7 separate regions of the Homo sapiens genome follow, and all the other regions are linked to region 1. Evidence: chromatin contacts called from ENCODE Hi-C or POLR2A ChIA-PET data. All regions are on one chromosome and are shown on one strand. The core of a region is the stretch at or near the end of the contact, and the rest is flanking DNA. Distances in the headings are between cores, read along the strand shown. Region 1 holds the start of IFI16 (interferon gamma inducible protein 16). Region 2 holds the start of PIGM (phosphatidylinositol glycan anchor biosynthesis class M). Region 3 has its middle 42 kb from the start of FCRL5. Region 4 holds the start of DCAF8 (DDB1 and CUL4 associated factor 8). Region 5 holds the start of IGSF8 (immunoglobulin superfamily member 8). Region 6 holds the start of FCRL4 (Fc receptor like 4). Region 7 has its middle 25 kb from the start of KIRREL1.

Evidence for each region. A loop is a pair of places that touch in the nucleus more often than their neighbours do. ChIA-PET counts read pairs that join two places held with the same protein, here RNA polymerase II (POLR2A). Pooled maps may share reads with other maps.
Region 2: a pooled map shows a loop between it and region 1 (5-fold over the local background). The contact joins the promoter of PIGM here to the promoter of IFI16 in region 1. A Hi-C loop is called at or near these places in 1 of 168 maps with a recorded cell type or tissue (endothelial cell of umbilical vein) and 11 of 50 pooled maps. POLR2A ChIA-PET finds 5 or more read pairs at or near these places in 1 of 52 experiments (MCF 10A).
Region 3: a map with no recorded cell type shows a loop between it and region 1 (6-fold over the local background). The contact joins the enhancer-like site here to the promoter of IFI16 in region 1. A Hi-C loop is called at or near these places in 2 of 37 single-sample maps with no recorded cell type and 3 of 50 pooled maps.
Region 4: a map of naive thymus-derived CD4-positive, alpha-beta T cell shows a loop between it and region 1 (14-fold over the local background). The contact joins the promoter of DCAF8 here to the promoter of IFI16 in region 1. A Hi-C loop is called at or near these places in 1 of 168 maps with a recorded cell type or tissue (naive thymus-derived CD4-positive, alpha-beta T cell), 1 of 37 single-sample maps with no recorded cell type and 10 of 50 pooled maps. POLR2A ChIA-PET finds 5 or more read pairs at or near these places in 1 of 52 experiments (activated CD4-positive, alpha-beta T cell).
Region 5: a loop to region 1 is called in a pooled map, with 15 times the contacts of the local background. The contact joins the promoter of IGSF8 here to the promoter of IFI16 in region 1. A Hi-C loop is called at or near these places in 9 of 50 pooled maps.
Region 6: a loop to region 1 is called in a pooled map, with 6 times the contacts of the local background. The contact joins the promoter of FCRL4 here to the promoter of IFI16 in region 1. A Hi-C loop is called at or near these places in 2 of 37 single-sample maps with no recorded cell type and 3 of 50 pooled maps.
Region 7: a map of mammary epithelial cell shows a loop between it and region 1 (21-fold over the local background). The contact joins the enhancer-like site here to the promoter of IFI16 in region 1. A Hi-C loop is called at or near these places in 10 of 168 maps with a recorded cell type or tissue (A673, IMR-90, PC-9 and 6 more), 1 of 37 single-sample maps with no recorded cell type and 2 of 50 pooled maps. POLR2A ChIA-PET finds 5 or more read pairs at or near these places in 1 of 52 experiments (AG04449).

What each region holds. Positions count from the first base shown.
Region 1 is chr1:159,008,477-159,011,176 of GRCh38, forward strand. It overlaps IFI16 (interferon gamma inducible protein 16), which reads left to right and starts at 1,431. Exons shown (of 12, transcript NM_001376587.1): 1 at 1,431-1,685. RefSeq lists an enhancer at 1,288-1,367.
Region 2 is chr1:160,030,719-160,033,418 of GRCh38, forward strand. PIGM (phosphatidylinositol glycan anchor biosynthesis class M) reads right to left here and starts at 1,272. Exons shown (of 1, transcript NM_145167.3): 1 at 1-1,272. The coding sequence starts at 1,021.
Region 3 is chr1:157,509,588-157,512,287 of GRCh38, forward strand. No RefSeq gene overlaps it. Among named protein-coding and RNA genes, the nearest start is that of FCRL5, 42 kb to the right of the region's middle. Within about 2 kb of position 1,449, at least 4 of the 41 ENCODE cell types and tissues checked have a DNase peak (open chromatin) inside an H3K27ac peak, as active enhancers do.
Region 4 is chr1:160,261,291-160,263,990 of GRCh38, forward strand. DCAF8 (DDB1 and CUL4 associated factor 8) reads right to left here and starts at 1,259. Exons shown (of 14, transcript NM_015726.4): 1 at 1,159-1,259; 2 at 1-68. It overlaps DCAF8-DT (DCAF8 divergent transcript), which reads left to right and starts at 459. Exons shown (of 2, transcript NR_147618.1): 1 at 459-632; 2 at 1,111-1,488. RefSeq lists enhancers at 194-1,142, 314-443, 1,074-1,343.
Region 5 is chr1:160,097,259-160,099,958 of GRCh38, forward strand. IGSF8 (immunoglobulin superfamily member 8) reads right to left here and starts at 1,361. Exons shown (of 7, transcript NM_052868.6): 1 at 1,151-1,361. The coding sequence starts at 1,214. RefSeq lists enhancers at 1-22, 23-549 and a silencer at 1,116-1,945.
Region 6 is chr1:157,596,798-157,599,497 of GRCh38, forward strand. It overlaps FCRL4 (Fc receptor like 4), which reads right to left and starts at 1,288. Exons shown (of 12, transcript NM_031282.3): 1 at 1,117-1,288. The coding sequence starts at 1,147.
Region 7 is chr1:157,967,264-157,969,963 of GRCh38, forward strand. No RefSeq gene overlaps it. Among named protein-coding and RNA genes, the nearest start is that of KIRREL1, 25 kb to the right of the region's middle. Within about 2 kb of position 1,373, at least 10 of the 41 ENCODE cell types and tissues checked have a DNase peak (open chromatin) inside an H3K27ac peak, as active enhancers do; they include A673, ascending aorta, mammary epithelial cell and 1 more, where a contact is called at or near this core.

The DNA.
Region 1 (2,700 bases), core at 181-2,680:
CCGCAGTTTGTGTGTTGTATGCTGGAGTCCCAATTGAGGACATTACTGCATATAAAATGATTATAAGTAAAAGGCAGAAAATGTTCTGAAGGGTCATAACTTCCAAGGGTTCTCTACCCTTTGACCTCTGGATTGGGGTTCCCAGTGACTGCCTTAATATCCTTCTCTACCTACTGCCTTAAGGCCAACTCAATGTATCCACGTAAAGAGTACCCTAAAGCCAGTAAAAGATTATCACGAACACCCAGAGATGTTTATGGCCATCATTCCAGATCCTCTTTGCTTTTTCTTGACTTACTCCTTTTTTGATAAAGTTATTCATATGGTTTCAAATCCAGAATTCAGCTATTCACTTCATGGCCCTAGTTTGGATTAAAACAATCAGCTTTCTTTTGCTCTGTAGATGGCCTTGGACAGTACATATTAACAGTCTATGGGGCCCCTTTTCCACTCATGACCACATCCTGCTTGCAGATCTGCTGCTGGGTTAACACCACATCATCTGCTAGTTGATGCCATTTATTTGACATCCTGGGGTTACAGCACGCTAAAGGGCACCCACTGTCCTTAACAGAGAAAAATACACTGCTGAGCAGAGGATTAAACAGACTCCTCACACTACCGGAAGTTCAGTGCATTTTCCAGGATTTTCAAGTCTTCGATGCTGTCATGTTGAGAGTCCACTATCCACGTTTGTTTATCCAGGAATAATGCAGAAAATCTGAGCATTCGTGAATCTAATCATTGAGGTAAAGTAACCTAGTCATGGTCAAGAGGACAGCTAGTGTTAAACTCCTTCATATAAATTTAAGGAAGGATTTACATATTCATAATGACTTTCTGATCTGGAAAGCCCAGGCTTGTCAGTTATTAATAATTGGATGAATACTTCAGGTAGTATTTAAACAAATAGCGATTTCATAGCAGACATTTCCCCAACCAGGAGATGCAGTAAAGTATTGGTAGCAATAGATGCTCCTACCAAGATCTCCTCCTGCCACTGCCACTCTGTGCACAGGAAAGGAGGGGAGAAGAAGCCATGTTGCTTCTCTTATATTTGAGCATCATTTAAGGGAATATAAGTCTCTAATGACTCACATGTAAGTCTGCTGGGTAAGAAAGTTCTAATGTTGGAACTCCTTTCAGCTATCGAATTTTGTAAGAAAAAAAACTTATTTGTGTTTATATACATTTATGAGATACAAGTGTAATTTCGTTACATGGATATATGCCATATTGGTGAAGTCAGAGATTTCAGTGTGCACATCACCCGAAAAATGTTAACTGTACCCATTAAAGTAATTTCTCATCCCCCATTTCCCCTCACCACATGCTCCAGCCCTTGCCAGGAAACTGTTCATTTTCTCTGACTAACAGAAACGAAAGCTAAAAACACTGGTGGGAGGAGTCTCCACATTGTTTCCTACTCCATTTTCTCTGGGGCAATAGCAGAATAGGAGCAAGCCAGCACTAGTCAGCTAACTAAGTGACTCAACCAAGGCCTTTTTTCCTTGTTATCTTTGCAGATACTTCATTTTCTTAGCGTTTCTGGAGATTACAACATCCTGCGGTTCCGTTTCTGGGAACTTTACTGATTTATCTCCCCCCTCACACAAATAAGCATTGATTCCTGCATTTCTGAAGATCTCAAGATCTGGACTACTGTTGAAAAAATTTCCAGTGAGGTGAGTACTGTTCCTGATTTTGTAAATATGATCTTGTTCCTTCCTTGAAGTCCCCAGAATCACAAGGGGACAATCAGTATTGGTTATTCAGGGTCATGGGATGATGGGAGTAGGGCTGAGTATTCAGAAAAGTGAAAACTGAGTTGCTTGATATGAATCCTTCATTTACTTAGGAAGATAACAGGCATCTTCTATTCCACCACAACTGAGGACTGAACAAGAGAAAATGCATTTTGACCGTTGCAGATTTTAAAATTAATTATCCGAGTGTATACTGGCATAAGTTGGTACTTAGAAGAGGGCTTCTGTTATTTTGGCTGGAAGAAGTGTTGGAAACTCGGTAGCTGTGGTGGGTTCTCAAGATAGTGACATGAAAAAAGTATCATGAAAGAATATTAAGTAAAAAACATATCTGAGCATAGAGATGTATTATATGACATCATCCCAATTTTACAAAACATAAGAACAAATGTACACAGAGTAGAAAATTTTTTTCAGTTTCACAAACACAGTTACTCAAGCACATGGTGTCTTAATATTTTCATAAGTATATTGATCCTTTACTTTAGCTCCATTCTGCACCGGGTGCTAGCGGCAGAATTTCAATCATTTTGGAATTACTCTCTGCCCTCCTGAAAGTTAATGATTTTTTTTTTCCTTGTGGCAAGGTATAGGGGAGTGGAGGGGAAGGCAGTTAGGAAAAGGTTACTATTGTTTACTTTTCAAATTTTTAAAAGATGTTTTCTATAGCCTGGTACAATATTTCATGTGTGCTTAAATGGAATGTGAGATTCTTAAATGTTGTTTTCAGAATTTTATTAGATAAATGTTGTTAATTACGTTGTTCAAATTTATTATATCATTACAGATTTTTTCACCTTGTTCATTTAGTAATTGAAGCATAAACTGAAATCTCCTATTATAAAGTTTGCTTTTTTGGCCGGGCACAGAGGTTCATGCCTGTAATCCCAGTACTTTGGGGGAGACCAAGGCGAGCGGATCACTTGACGTCAGG
Region 2 (2,700 bases), core at 22-2,521, 1.0 Mb after region 1:
AGAGGTACCAAAGAAAGTACTGGGAGGTGCAGACTTTGTTAAAAGTCACAAAAATGGACGTATGAAGAAAACAACAAAAAACGAGGTCTCTGTAATAGGCGAAAGACACAGCTGAAAGCAAGATGAGCTGTGGCAGGAATGCAGCAATTCCCAGGGAAAAACTCCACTTGCTCTCTGCAGTCAAATACAGCATGTAGAAGTACGGAGAAAAGTTGTGACGGATATCCCGCCTAGTCAGGTGATAAAAGTAGGTGTGTTCCAAAAATTCCCAGCCGTACTCATAGTAAAAACCAAAGCTCAGGGCAAAAAACGTGAGTCCAGCAACTGCTACAAACAGCAGCACAGCCCGATTACACAGCCTTTTCAGGAGCTCGTACAAACAAGCCTGGAAAGTGTACCGGAATTGACGGAGGCTTTTGTCATTGTCGCGATCTGGAAGCAGGTGGAGGGTTATGGGAAGGATGTAAGTCACTGGATATATCTTCATATGCACCGCGAAACCATAGAATACAGCTGCACACGCGACGAGTCTTTTCTTTATCAAGTAGAGGACCATCAGGACCAGGGAGGCGACAATAGAGTCCGCATTACCGCGGCTGGATACTGCCATAGGCAGGGGGTTAAGAAGCCAAAAGACACAGTAGCCACAAGCCTGGCGGCGCCCCAGCCCCTTCAGCAGCAGCAGGCGGTATAAGAGGAAAGCGGTGAGGAGGTCGCAGCTGATGAAGAGAAACTTTCCAAAGAGCTCGCTGAGGTAGATGTTGGGAGTGAGGAGCCAACCCAGCAGCGGGGTGTAACGGTACGTGGCTCTCAGGTAAGGCGAGCGCCCCTCCGTGACGAAGCGCGCGGCGTCGGTGAAGACCTGGTAGTCGATGTCCGTATACCTCACGTGCAGGGTCCGGTCCTGGAAGACGCCATAGAAAACCAGGGCGACTCTGGCTAGAAAGGCCACACCAAAGACGCCGGCTGGAGCCACCTTCAAGTTCAGGAGCCATTCGCCCCAGTGCTTGGTGGAGCCCATGATCTGACCGTGCGACAGCTGCTTAGCCCCAGCTCCAAACTGCCTTCGTACTTCTAACCTTCCCTTCGGTTCTTTGCAGCAGGTGGCCGCCGCATCTCCCACCCGCCAGGCTGCCAACCGAAACGACTGCAGACTATCACATCCGGCATGAAGCCCCGCCCCCGTACTGCTACCTGTCTCCAGCCCCGCGCGGTCTTCTCAGCCGCCCGAGCCAAAAACTTGCCTTCCTCTGGATGGACGGTCTCGCTTCCGCTTCTTCTTCCAGCGGAGGCGGGATTTCCGGTCCGTGGGAGGGGAGACGTCCGCTTGCCGGGAAATCCGGCACTGGCTTGAGGATTTTATGGAGTGGAGTGAGATTTCTTTGTAAGTGACAGCCCGCCGCCCCCCGCCCTCTTCCCGCGCCCCATTTCCAGTCCTCAGAGGAAAACCCTCCGACGAGCAGCGAGCTGCGGGCTGCGCGCTACATCCTTCAGTCCTGGGCTGGAGATCCGAGAGTGAAAAATGTAGGAGTGAAAGGAAGATAAGCCTTCTCATGCTTTACTCCACTAGCTCGCCGGTATTCACCGGGGATTTGTGGGCCCCGGACAGGACAGGATGAGTTGAAGGGGGCTGAGTGTGTATGTTCCATGCAATATTGGAGGCATACTTATATTTTTAAATTACTAGTTGGTAATCAGAGATTCAGATTTAAGTGGGCAGCTTGTATTTTATCCGGCAACCCTAGGTGAAGGTGATGGGAAAGAAGACAGGAAAGCGTCACAAAATTCCTTAACTTGTCAGCCCCTTATGCCTCAGTATCTCTGTATTTGCTATTTCTTCTGTCAAAGTTGCCATCCGCTCTCCAATCACTCTGGCAAATACCTACTCAACCCTTCAGGCATCAGTGCAAGTGTTAGCTCCCAGCTCCCACTCACTTCCTCATCACGCAGAATGAATGACTTAGATGCCAGTCCCCTCCCCTGTCCGAGGATAGGTAGACTGGGGCGGACGGGATCTAAGTTCCAGAAAATCACTCACACAGAAGACCCTGCCATGCTACTAAAAGTTCTCCCAGTGCTCCAGAACTCCCTGGTCATTCCTTTGTTACAGCATTTGTCACACTGCTTTGTAATAACTGTTTTTGTTTGTTTTGCTCTCCTAGTTTTCCATCAGGACACTTTCAATTCTTCGGTATCAGAGATTATCTTGTTCTTTTCTCTACCTCAACATCTAACACAGTACTAGTAGCCATTCAGTAAAGTTGAATTGATTTTAGAGGTTCCTCCTACCAGAATATTTCTAGAGTGGCATCTTTGGATTGCTCCCAACTCCCAGTTATTTTCCCTTTTAAATATCCTTTATGTATGTCAAGGTCCCCTGCTCCCCCCACCCCACTCCAACCCTACTTCCATGAATTTCTTGCCAAGGACTGTAACCCATTAGCTCTTCCCTTTCCGTGGTTACTTAGTGCACTTACATAGTCCGCATTGTAGAATTTGATACTTTATTTTAGATTGTATTCATAGCCCTCACAAGAGATTATAGGGTTCTTGGGGGTAGAAATTATATCTTATCCTTAATTTTTTTCAATTATGTGTAATTTATTGTAGTCTTAGGCACATGGTAAATGCTTAGTAAATACTGACTAATTGGATTTTATAGAATAAGCCTGCTTCCTAGGGGAAGTCTTCTAGACTAGA
Region 3 (2,700 bases), core at 199-2,698, 1.5 Mb before region 1:
CAACTCACCCCTCCCTGACCACTCTCACACCCCAAAGCCTGAGGCCTGGAGTCCCTGGGCCAGCTGGGGAGGGTCCTCCTGAGCTATTGCCTCACCCTCCCTACGCCCCTGTTACCCCATGGTTATGGCCACAGCACCTCCTCCTTCTTCCCTTCCCACGCAGAGCTCATTCTATTTTTGGTGAGGCCAGGTGACAGTGACCCTGACAAAGAGCACTGCTTGGTCAGATGGAAGGAAGGCAAGTGAGGGGCACCTGCCTCTAAGCCTTATTCTCCCATGTCTTCCCCCAGCTCTCCTCCATCCACCAACATGGCCACAAGGCCGCCTCTGGACCAGATCTATCCATCGGGTTTGCTCTGTGGTGCCCCACTTGGAGACACAGGTGGACATGGTGTTCAGAGGTGTGGGACAAACACATAAGATGGACGAGAGCAATGGTGGAGAGATGGGAAGGGAGGCTGAGGCCGGGCGTGGAGGACACGTCCCTGAGGCACCCAGCAGCCTGAACACTCTCATTTTGTCTCTTTTCATCAGAGTCCTTAATCTCTTAAACTGCCTGATGCCAAGAAATGTAGAGCTGCAGGATATGCTGGGCCCCACCCACGAAATTTGTATTTATTCACAGCCTTCTTATAAGCAAATATGTTCTTTTGTCAATAAGCCACCCGGAAGAGTGTCTCTGGGGACATCACCCCTTTGCTTTTATTTCTCTGGAAAATAATTAAAGAACATTCACATCAGAAAGATTTTATGAATTTATGTAATCCCTGAAATGTTGAGTTTATGCATTCCCACACCTCCCATCTAATTATCCCATTCCCCTCACATTAAAAAGAAGACCAGATTATTTTCCATCATTTTCTTCTGAAGTATGCTTTTTGTTTTTTGTTTTTTGAGACGGAGTCTCGCCCTGTCACCCAGGCTGGAGTGCAGTGGCGCAATCTCAGCTCACTGCAAGCTCTGCCTCTGGGTTCACGGCATTCTCCTGCCTCAGCCTCCCGAGTATCTGGGACTACAGGCGCCCGCCACCACGCCTGGCTAAGTTTTTATATTTTTAGTAGAGATGGGGTTTCACCGTGTTAGCCAGGATGGTCTCGATATCCTGACCTCATGATCCACCCGCCTCGGCCTCCCAAAGTGCTGGGATTGCAGGCGTGAGCCACCGCGCCTGGCCCTGAAGTATGTTTTTGCAATTCAGCAGCTGCTCCACTGTAATGATGGGGGAGGGACCAAGAAAGGCAAACAGAAAGCAATGCAAACTTGGTAACAAACACAGGCACCTCCCCACCTGCTTCCGTGAACATCTGCATAGCGTTCTCAAACCTTACCTCCTTCCATATGTAATTCAGTCAAGCAGCTGTTATTTCTTTTCCAGTTTTATAGATGAGGTAACCAGAGCTCAGAGAGGTTAAACAGCAACGGGTAGTGGCCTGTACAGGAGCCAGGCCTTCCGGCTCCAAGTCTCGTGTGCTCTCTTCCTGCTTCACAAATGCCTCTCCCCAAATAGGACTCTGTGGCCCACGATACTCACTGAGGACATTTGGTGAAGTGACTAAGCATGGACTCCAGGGATGCACAGTTCTAGCTCTGACTTACTATTGTGTGGTCTTAGTCTAAACTAATTTCTTTAAGTCTCAGTTACCTCATCTGTAAAATAGGGATGTGGCAGGCCAATTCTCCCTGATAGTCACACAGACAGGCCTGCATGACAGTCACACAGACAGGCCTGCATAGCACCCCAGCTACACAGACAAATTTCCACAGCACTGCCTTAACATTGAGCAAATAGTTAAACCTAGAGAAATCGGTGCCCAGACATCAAAGCTGGAAATGAAACATATGGTCAGTAGGAGCCTTGCATGGGCTTCTCCCTAACCTGGAGCAAGCCAAAATAATAGAGACAGTCATAGATTCCTAGTGCCAGGACCTGTCTCTGGTCAATGAAATCTGAGACGAGTCAAGGTAACAGAGGCAGCTGTTTGAATAGATTCATTGGAGAGTCTAAGACAGCTCTCCGGACCAAGCCATAAAGGAGATAAGAGAGAAATAATCACTCCAGTACCACAGTAGACAGGCCTTGAAGGTATTGGAGGCCTTTTAATTGGACTTAGCAAGCTTTTTTTTTGCCTCTGACCTTCTAGTTGAAACAAAATTAGTTACCAATAGACTTAGGTGAATGCTATACTGCACAGAGGCACATAATCCCAACCTATATAAGCACTGAGAAAACTGTAACACTTTGAGTTGGACTGATAGAATTATCTCTGACCTTCTCACTGTATCTGGTTACAGCAATAAGTTCCCTTCTTTCCTAGTTTGTCTGCTTCTCATTATTGGGCCTTGAGAAAACACAGCTGAACTCAGCTTGGTTCCAGGAACAGGGACAGTAATGAATAAGTATTGCATAGGCCTGTTATGCACCCTAAATAAGATAATTTATGCAAAAAGCTTAGCATAAGGTATGACACATTAATTCCTAATAAGTAGTAGTTATTCTTATGGCAAGCTCTCTGTTGAGTGGGCAGTATTAATCAGAGGAGATTGGAAGAGGGCAAAGACAATAAAGTTGGTTAGTTGAGGTAAAATTAGGAGACATGAAACAGGTCAGCTAGATGTCAAAGAGACAGGTGGACTTTGAGAAGTGACAAAAGACAAAACAAAAAGAGGAAGTGGGCATAATCTTAGAATATTTCTTTTAAC
Region 4 (2,700 bases), core at 9-2,508, 1.3 Mb after region 1:
TCCTTTTATCACTGAAGTAAGGCCAGGCTGAGCTCCTGAGAAAATAGGTCTGTAGATTCACTGAAGGACTGAGAAAAGTTAAAATTTACATGGCAAAGGTGTGTCTTCTACTGAACATAATAAAAATATTTATGAATACACTTTAGTATTTTTAGGCCTTCTCAAAACTACTTAAAAGCAGAATACTTTATCTAATTCTAATTACTGAACAAATAACCCACACACATATGGAAATAAAATGAACCAACATGAAGATTAGAAGCCAGGCAAGTAATCTCCCAGCTCCACTAAAACGTAAAGTCATTTAAAAGGATAACCTGAATCTTTTCAACGCTAAACCATAACCAAACAACCTCTCAACAAGAAGCCACAGAGCAGGGGGGGAAATCCCGGAGAGAATGTGATAGCGCTAGTGCCGGTTTGTTTACAGAGACTCCAGTAACAATCATGAGTCAGAAATTCAAGCCACCAGATGCTTTCCAACTAACAGGGACCAAATGGGACCGTTCTAAGATATCCTAAAAGATTTGGGAGTTAGAGGAGGTAAACTAAGATAATTATATTACAAAGGGTACAAGACCACAAGACAACAACCGACTCCGGAATTCTTGGACCTCCGCCTTCCGTACAAGGTGCTGGGCCTGGGAACTTGGGATGGGGGAGGGGGACACATTGCGCGGTGGCCCTGAGGTGACGGGGAGACGCAGGGCGAGCCGTGTCCCTCAATCTAAGGGGAGAAATAGGAGCGCACACATGGGTCACCCAACGAAGCAAGGCGTCCCTGTGAACTGTGCGGCTGGCTCTTGGGGGCAACACCAGGGCTGACCTGAGGAAAGGGCAACCAGTACTCCCAGCGATGACTTCGGGTCGGCGGAAGGAAAAGACCTGAGCGCTAAGAGCTTGGGATACGGGTCAGGCCCATCCTTAGGGGAAACCGGCTGGGAAGCGAGGGGGGGCGCAGGCCGAGCCGGAACGAGACACAGACCGGGTAGGTCAAGGGAGGGGGGGTGTCCGGCTGGGGCAGTTACAAGCACGGGAATCGGCGAGGCTCAGCAGCCCGCTTCCCGTCTTGGGTCATCCTTCTGCTAGCGGCTGCTCCGACTGTTCCAGGCCCAGCCGCCCCGTCCACTGCCACCACCAACGCCGCCGCCATCTTACACTGGCCAGCGGCCGCCACCACCACCGCCTCCGCTCTCTGCGCTTGCGCCTGCGCTGCCACGCTTTCCGGCCCCGTTTGCGACGATGTGCTCGAGAAGACTGAGGGAAGAGTGGTCGCGCGAGCTCACGGCTCGCAACCCTCCTCGAAGGACGCACAAGGGGCGGGGCTTAAGGCCAACGGAAAACAGAGCGAGAGGCGCCTGCGCATTACCGAAGAGGCAAAGTTGTTTTTGTAGTTTCTTCGGGCTTGCTTATCTTGTGATACTCTAAACAAATGCGAGTTAGGGGCTACCCAGAGTTGTGATAGAAATAAACTAAATTTCCAGCGGATTGGCAGGCCACTTCCTGGATGATGGCCAGTTTTGCCGTTTTTGAACACTGGAACGAGCAATGATTGCCACAAGGATTTCTTCTGAAAATCCCCGTTTCCTTTCAGGGCTTTGTTTCCTTAAGTGGTTTCTATACTATCGAGGCCCATTTTCCCCTGAGAGTCCCCATTTACGTATTTTTAAAGAAGGGGCTCAGTAGCTTGAGGTGTAGCTATTCCAGAAGCTCTTTTCTGAAGAGAGGTGGTGTGGGTAAAGGTTCCCAAGAGTGGGCCGGGTGATGTGGGGTGACTTTTGTACTCTGTTTCGTTATGACACCTACAGTAACCCTGCAGAGGATTACTCCCAGCTGCCAGGCTGGGGTATTTTTTTTTTTTTTCTTACCAGAAGCCCAGGGTGCAAAAATCTGACCCTTTCTCACCTCCCCTACCGCTACTCTCCTATTCCAAGTCATTACATATTACTTAAGACTACCGCAATAGAAACTTACCTCGTTTGTCTACTTCCATTATTGCCATTACAGTTAAACATAAGGCAGCCAGAGTGCTTTTTAAAAATGTAAGGTCTGGCCGGGCGCGGTGGCTCATGCCTGTAATCCTAGCACTTTGGGAGGCGGATGTGGGCGGATCACTTGAGGTCAGGAGTTCGAAACTCGTTTGAAACCAGGCCAACATGGTGAAACCCGTCTCTACGAAAAATACAAAAAAAAAAAAAAATTACCCGGCATGGTGGAGCGCGCCTGCAATCCCAGCTACTTGGGAGGCTGAGGCAGGAGAATTGCTTGAACCCGGAGGCGGAGGTTGCAGTGAGCTGAGATCGCACCACTGCACTCCAGGCTGGGCAATGGAATGAGACTCCGTCTCAAAAAAAAAGTAATGTCGTATTATTTCCCCAGTCCCCACCCTGCTCAAAACCTCCAATTCCCATCACATAATAAAAGTCAAAAGTATGATAGCCTTAGAGGCCATCAAAAAATGAATTGCCTCTAAGGAGGACCCTACATGATCTGATCTAGCACCTGCCTATTTATCTGATTCATCTCCTCCCACACTGCCTAGCTCTGCTCTAGCCTCACTAGCCTTACTGTCACTCCAGTCAAAGCATGTCCCAGCCCTAGGGTTTTTTTCCTTTTCTTGGAATGTCCATCTACTAGATATTTACTAGACTTGAGGTGTCTATTGAAATCCTACTTCCTAACACAGGCAGCTCTTGACTA
Region 5 (2,700 bases), core at 111-2,610, 1.1 Mb after region 1:
CCATGCTGCCCACTGGGGAAAACACACCAAGTGCTAGGCAACCCAGGCCCCACAGCGCCTTCCTCTCTGTACATCCTCCTGCCACCTGCCCAGGGACCAGGGAGAGGACTCATCCTAACCCTGCAGGGCCCAGGGACCTGCAGCAGGGGAAGGCTTTGCTTGGTGCCACTGTGGAGCTCTGGTCTAGAAACAGGCAGCTGGGGCTACCTTCAGCCTCTGCCTTGACGACAGCAGCTCTGAAGTCACCATCCCCACCCCCACGCTTCACTCTCATTTCAAGGGCTTCAGCCTCATCAACATCTGTACTGGCAGTTTCACTGTCTCCATGCCATACTCTTCCCCAGACCACCTCCTACAGGGAGCCCTCCAGTTCAGGCCAAAAACAATTCCACTGTCATTATCCCCATGCATCCATGCAAGATTGGCCCAGAACACCCCACCATGAACACCCACCACAGCAGGCACAAGGTGCTTGGAGATCCCAGGATCAGTCTCCATGGAACCTGGTTTCTCCTGAGGCAAGGAAGCTGGAACTAAGCGGTGTGAAAACTGATGGGTGGCTGCAGAGCCAAGTGCCATTTGGGAGACAGGAAGAAGGGCAAAGAGGGACCCAACCCAGGGTGGAGATGGGGGTGAGAGAGGGAACTGCCCCCAGTTGATGAAGTGCGTGGAGCGCAACTGGGAGAGACTTACTTCAAAGATCGTGGGCAGAACTGGCCTCTGGGCCTCCAGCCAACTCTGGGGCAATTATGAAGCTGGGCAGGCACTGCCCTCGTAGGGCGGGCACCCAAGGCCAGGCCTGGAGCTGAGTGTGGGGCAGAAAGGAGTCGCAGCATTTGGTGCAGCGACCCCAGTACGTGGGTATGCTAGCTGAGATGTGTGGCCTGCCCCGGGAGGCCGAGCAGTGCCTGGGGCAGCACCTTAGTGGGTCCTCTCTACGCCCCAGTCCCTGGCTTAGAGCTGGGGAGCCTGCACTCTTCCCAAGACTGGCTCGGCGGACAGCCACAAAGCGCAGCTGGACGCCGACCCCGGGGAGGCTGGAGGTACCCCTGACGGAGGAGGATGTGAGGAGCCCCGAAATGCTAGGGGGGTGCTGGATGGCAGGCACCTGCCCGGCAGGGCCGGGAACCGGAACGGGGGCCTGGCTTACCTAGCATTAGCAGCAGCAGCAGCGGCAGCGAAGGCGGCAGCAGCGTGGGCCTGAGGGCGCCCATCCTGCGCGGCCAGCTCTGGGGAGGCTCCGGGGGATGGCGCGGGTTCTGGGGGGCCGGAAGGGTGGGGGGCGCATGCCCAGGTTGAGGGCAGGAAGCGGGGCAGCGAGGCGTGGGTGCGCCGAGCGAGCTGAACTGGAGCTGCCGAATCCCCTCCCTCCGCCCCTCCCGCTGCTTTCCCTCCAGCCCTCGGCAGTTCTGAAACCATTCTCGCCCCGGCCCGCCCCGGCACCGCCCCTTCCACCGCCCCGTCTAGGCCCGCCCCGCCCCGGACCCAGCCTTGGCCCTGCCTGCCCCACCCCCGCCAGACTCCGGCCTTTGCTCCGCACCTGGCCCCGGCCCCGCCCCGCCCCTCGAAACTCACCTTTGAGTCGCATCGAGTCCCAGCCCCGCCCCGGCCCCGCCCCTCCCCGCCCCGCCCCGCCAAGACTCCAGCCCTGGATCCGCCCCGGGCCTCGGCCCAGCCCCAGTTCCGGCCCCTCCCCCGCCCCGCCCCACCAGGACTACAGTCGGACTCCAATCCTGGCTCCTCCCCGGGCCCCGGCCCCGCCCCAGTCCCAAGCCGCACCCCTTCCCCGTCCCCGCAGGGCTAACGTCAGCCTCCAATCCTGGCTCCGCCCTGGACCCCGGCCTCGCCCCGCCCCTGGCCCTGGCTCCGCCCGAGGCCCCCGCAGGAGTGAGCTAACTGCACCTCTGCGCATCGAAATTCCCACCCACCCTCGCACAGAGCGCATTCCACCCCGCACCTGCCAGCCTTTCCTGGAGAGTTGGGTGCAGGGTCCCTGGGATTGGCGAGGTGACTGTGACCACGCATTTAGAATTCAGTTATTTGCTCTGAGCCATAGTCCTCGCTGCAAACCCTGCTGAAGTAGGGGTTGGCGGAAGCCAGGAGTTCCTGAATGCGAAGGGTTTGAGCTGAAGGGCGCTTCCAGGATCCAGAAGGTCACTGGAGACCTGTTTTTCACCCCCTCAGAGGGCAAAACCAAAAGAAAAATGGATTAGGAGAGGGGGCCGTCCATGTGACGTCATTTCTGGGTTGGGTGATCCTAGCCCAGTTGTTTAACCTCCTTCAACTTCAGTTTTCTCCTCTGCAAATTGAATTGAGGTTGATCACATCACCCAAAGGGTTATTGTGATGATAGGTAATGTACATAAAGTGTTTGGCACAGGAAACTAACACAAAATGGGAGATAAGGATTATTTTGTTTTAGGTTTTGAATTATTATTTGAACTGCTTCCTAAGAGGCTTAGTTTAGACCTGGCATTTAGGTGAAGGAGTCTCTATGTTCAGTGACAGTGGGAAGAGATGAACATTGCTCTGTTCTAGGAAGAGTGGGGCTTGCCCTGGAGGTGGGAGAATGGAGGAGGCACCCTTCCCAGGTGCTCTGTCTCTTCCTGAACTGTAAAGATGGGAAGTGGGCAGGGGCAGGAAGGATGAGACCAGAATGGGGAGAAGAGATGGCCAGGTTTGCAAAGCCAAGGCTGTCAG
Region 6 (2,700 bases), core at 38-2,537, 1.4 Mb before region 1:
GCCTAGTTTCCAAAGTTAGATTATGGGTTCGAATCCTGACTCTGCCACTGTACTAGCTGCATAAACCTCAGGGACAAGACCAACATCTTTGTGCCTTCATTTCCTCATTTGTAAATGGGAGTTATAAAAGTTCCACCTGATCAAATGTTAGAGAATTGGATACATTTATACATGGGGTGCCCTTAGAAAAGTGGGATGTAGCCAGGGCTTAGCACAAATTAACTGACATCCTCACACATTATCCTGTAACTATTTGTGTAATATTTTTCTCATATTGTCGAGTCAGATGTTCTTGCATGTGTACGTTGAGGTTCTATTGAGAATGTCACCTCTTGAGGGCAGAATCTGTGTCCTTCAGGTCTCTGCATCCTCTGTGGTGCCCAGCAGTGTGGCATGCCAAGTATACCCATCCACTCACTCCTTAGTTCCTATCATGTGCCAATCACACTAATAGGTCTTCCCTTAGTTGGGGTCTGGGGATCAGGTGGGAACTAGACAAATACGCTTAATAAATATTTAATGAACAAAAGACTGACTGTTCTTTAATTCCCTAGTTTGAGCAACTAGGAAATCCGTGCCTCATTTGGACAAACACTGACAAGTGGTACAAAAGCAGGAAGAAAAAAATCAAAGGGAAATCATCTTATCTCTTCTCTTCTCATGCTCTTTGCAAACATCAGAACAGGTTTGAACTTAGAATACAGAGAAGGAAATAACTATTCTCAGCAGGTGATCCTTTCTACCTGAGTTCACAATCAGGACTTTATCCTTCACAAATAACTCAGTCCATCTTTTCCTCTGGGTCCTCATGCTCTGTGACGTAGGGACTGAACCTAGCCATAGGTTTCTTTTTGCATAAACAAAATAAGTCCATTTGGGGGTAAAATGATTTTCCATAGGCAATTCATAGCAAAAATAGATGAGAAATACATCTTTGGAAATCAATTATTATCATTTTCCCCTTCTACCAGTAAATCATTATCTTTCCTTTTTGTTCATTTTCTGCTGTTCTAAAATGGGAGTAAAAATCCATGATTGCAGCAGCAGAAAAGAGGGCTTTTGCTCATGGTGAGGCTCAGCTTTGCAGCAAGCAAAGGTCTCCTCCCCATCACTTACCAAAGGCCAGCAAGGACGCCCACAGCAGCATGGAAGCCTGCTCCAGGATTGGAGAAGGAGTTCTGAGGAGACAAGCCAGGTCAGCCCAGATTGCCAAAGCAGCACTTGCCTACACCAGCACCAGCAGTGAGCTCAGTAAGCTTCTTCTCTGCATAAAGCTGATTGAGATAATGAAGTGAAAGGGGGAAGTAGAGGAATCTTTCTGAAAACACCAAACAGCAATGTGGACCAGTGTGAGAGAATCCAGACCACAAAAATCAAAATTTAATAGAATTAAGTACTGCTGTGACATCCTGGGGTGAATCACTTCTCAAGGCTAAAGCTACTCTAGTTTCAGAACTCTCTAGGCTCTGTCTTTCAAGGAAATCACAACCTATTCTCTCTGCTACTAGAGATGAGGTGAGATTGCAGGCCTATTGAAATCCACATAATCTAAGGATGTCCCTGAATATCCCCAGAGATGAAGAATTTCTCATTCAACACAGAAAAGGCCTCCTCTGACCGCTGATACCTCTACTGGAACACCTCCAGCAGGCCGTCTGTAGACCTGATGAAACATCTCAATCACAAGACAACTCTCACCTTGTCTGATATATATGAAAATATCCTGACTCATCAGTCCAGGGGGAAACCACAACTTTTGATCTGAGTAGAAGGCAAGCTGAGGAGTAAATTATAGCCCCATCATGCTCTTCCTAGATAATAGGCCATAACATTTTTACTTAATGTCCTAGAATCCAAAATTTGCTACAGGAATGTCTTGGCAAATATATATTGATTGAAATACATATGCCTGGTATCTGGTGGCAGAGAGAAGAAGTTGTGATTTCCTTGAAAGACAAGAGGCTAGAGAGTTCTGAAAATATGATGGCTTTAGCCTTGAGAAGCGATTCACGTCAGGAAGTCAGAGTGGGTATTTAAATAATTCTATTAAATTTTGATTTTTGCCATTTGGATTCTTTCACACTGGGCAACATGCTGTTTGGTGTTTTGAGAAACACCTAATGCTCTCCCTACCCATAACAAACCTGCACACTCTGCTCATGTATCCCAGAACTTAAAAAAAAAATTAAGAAAAAAATGGAAAAATCCGTAGTGACGTTTTTTGGTACGTATAATATTTTGGTATGTATAACTCTTTAAAACTTTTTTATGCTATTATCTTGTGTATATGTATGTGTATATATATATATATATATATATATATATATATATATATATATAAAATGTTAATGGCAAAAAAAAAGAAACACCATGGTGCTTCAGGTATGGTGCCAGGTGCTGGAAGTACAGTGTTAATCAAGACTTGGAAAGCTTTCATTCTGGTGGAGAAGACAGCAAGTCAACAGGAAATTACATAGAAGTGAATTGTATGTAATTTCTGAGAGTCCACTAAGAGGGAAATCTGACCCAGTTCTGGGGATGCATAAGAGGCTTCCCTGAGGAAGTAACATCCAAGCTGAAAGAATATCATTCTAGGACTGAGAGATGAGCATGCACTAAGATGGAAGGCAGTTATCGTGACCATCACCATCACATCAAGATATCTGTGAATAGATAATAGACATAGGATGGATTAAGAGT
Region 7 (2,700 bases), core at 123-2,622, 1.0 Mb before region 1:
CACATGCAAATTCTGGTCCTGTGAATCTAGGAACTGCTGTGGACTGAATGCATGCATTCCCCAAAACTTTATTTGCTGAAGCCCTAATCCCCAATGTAATGGTATTTAGAGGTGGTGCCTTTGGGAGGTGATTAGGTCATAAGGGTGCATCCCTCATGAATGGGATTAGTGCCCTAAAATACACAAAAGAGATTCTCTCTCTCTCTCTCTCTCCACCATGTGAGGACACAGCAAGAGATCCAGCAAGAAGCTCAGAACCCATCTGCTGAAGCACAGAAGAGGGGTTCAGGACCCATCTGTTGAAGCTCAGAGAGTGGCTCAGGACCCCATCTGCTGAAGCTTAGAGAGCGGCTCAGGACCCCATCTTCTGAAGCTCAGAGAGGGGCTCAGGACCCCATCTGCTGAAGCTCAGAGAGGGGCTCAGGATCCCATCTTCTGAAGCTCAGAAGAGCGGCTCAGGACCCCATCTTCTGAAGCTCAGAAGAGCGGCTCAGGACACCATCTTCTGAAGCTCAGAGAGCGGCTCAGGACCCCATCTGCTGAAGCTCAGAGAGCGGCTCAGGACCCCATCTTCTGAAGCTCAGAAGAGCGGCTCAGGACCCCATCTGCTGGCACCCTGATTTTGGACTTTCAGTATCCAAAACTGTGAGAGATACATTTCTGATTTTTAAGCCATCCTGTCTATGGTATTTGTCATAGCAACCCAATCTAACCAAGAATCTAGTGTATATCTGTGGGCAGGTTCCTAAACTTATCTTTCGTTTTCTTCAGCTATGGAACGGGGTAAGAATAATAAGAACAACCTCTTAGAGGATTAAATGTGGTAATCTGTGTAATGCACTGAGCACCATGTCTGGCACATAGTAAGTGCTCAATCGCTCTGTTGGCCTTTGTTATTACCATTATTATTATCATTAGGTGTGACAGCAGCAGTAGTATCCTGTAGAAGTGGACCTCTGAAGTTGAGTATTGAAGAGCAGGTCACACCCACAAACACGTATGCACACTCACCTTTACTGGTTAACCTGGTCTGAGGTAACAACATCCTCTCCAATATCCCCTCTCCATCACCACCACCGACATCTTTAGTCAGAAGCAGGTGGCAGTGATGGACATTGCAGCAGGCCTGAGCTGCCACCATCTTCTCTCTTCTCTACACACATGGAGCGTTTGCCTCGCTCAGGTCACTCACCCACCTCAGGCCTCAGTTACTTCACTACAAAACCGGAGCAATAATACTATTTAATGACCCGAGAGCTGGGCCAGAGAGTCCTTCAACTTCCCCTTCCGTGCCAACGCCTTTGATTCTTTTCTCCAACTGTCATCACCCCCACTCCTTGTAGCCTTCCTGGACCATATCCCTGAACTGGTCCTACATGACTCATGGCCTGGGTTCCAGGTGGCCTGGAAAGAAGGGGAGGAGCTTCAGATGTGGCCTGAGTTTCCTCTGCCTCCCCAGAGGCCAAACAGACATCTGTTCCTGTGGCTGTCACGTCAGCACAAAATGTGTGCCAAGGGAACAGCAGGAAGAAGAGTGTGTAAATCGGCTGGTTTTCTGTGTGTGTTTCAAACTGCCTTGTAGAGGCACAGAGCCATTGTTGGGAGGAGATCCCTGAACGGTTGTTGACCACTGAGGCGCCCACCCTCCTTCATCAGCTTGCACAGGGGACTGTGAGGCTTAATAAGCTGATTGTCATTTAGATTATCAAGGGTACAATTCTGGGCCCACAGGTCACAGCTCTGCCTGCTCTGCCTGAGCAAGCCTGAGGAGGCTGGGAAGCTTTATGTTCCACTCTAGAAAAGAAGACATGATTTCCCATCTTTCATAATCAAACCAACTCATACTTATTCACAGCTTGGCAGGCTTTCAGCACTGTGTGAGCATCAGTCAACTCTTCATTCGATTCATTCCCTGGCAAGCCTCTGCCATGAGCAAGAGGCAGGTCCTAAGACATGTTTACTGTGCAGTCTGTGCCTTCTAGAATCGTACAGACTATTAGGGGAGATAAGACAGAGGTGCTGCAAAAAGATTGTGTAAAACAACAGGTATTGAATGTGGTGAGGGTCAATTGAAAAACAACAGCTCTCTGATGACAATCAGCAGACAAAGAAAAGACTTGTTACATCAGAAGCTTTCCTTACCCACTTTCCAGCCTGGTGGATGTGGTCTTAGCCTTGGATATGGCAGATGCTTTAGAAAGAGGTCAGGGTTCTGACCACTGAATCAGGGTGAACTGGACAGCTATGGAGGTGAGAAGAGTGCAGTAGGAGAGAGTAAGGATGATACTCACCGTGTAGGTCTGTGAGCCAGTTCGACTGTTTCTAGCACATTTATAGAAGCAAGGAGAGCTGGCCTGGTGGGACAGAGCATAAAGATGGGGAAACTGTGAGGCTTTTTGCTCCTCTCTTGTAAGATTTCTGATATTAAAATCAAAACAAATATTCATTGCAAACCTATTTATATGTGTCATGCACTGGGTTAGGGACTTTCATTCTGTTATTTAATTTTCTCCTCACCGCAGCCCTTTGGATATGTTTTACAATTCCTACTTCCCAGATTATTAAATTGAGGCTCAAAGAAGGAAATGATTCATACACTGGTTAAGTGTTGAGCCAGAATATACAGCCAGGTCTTCTAAAACCTGCCTCCAAATTTCCTCCCCTTGACCATCCTCCACTAGGTGGCCATAGTGAGCCACT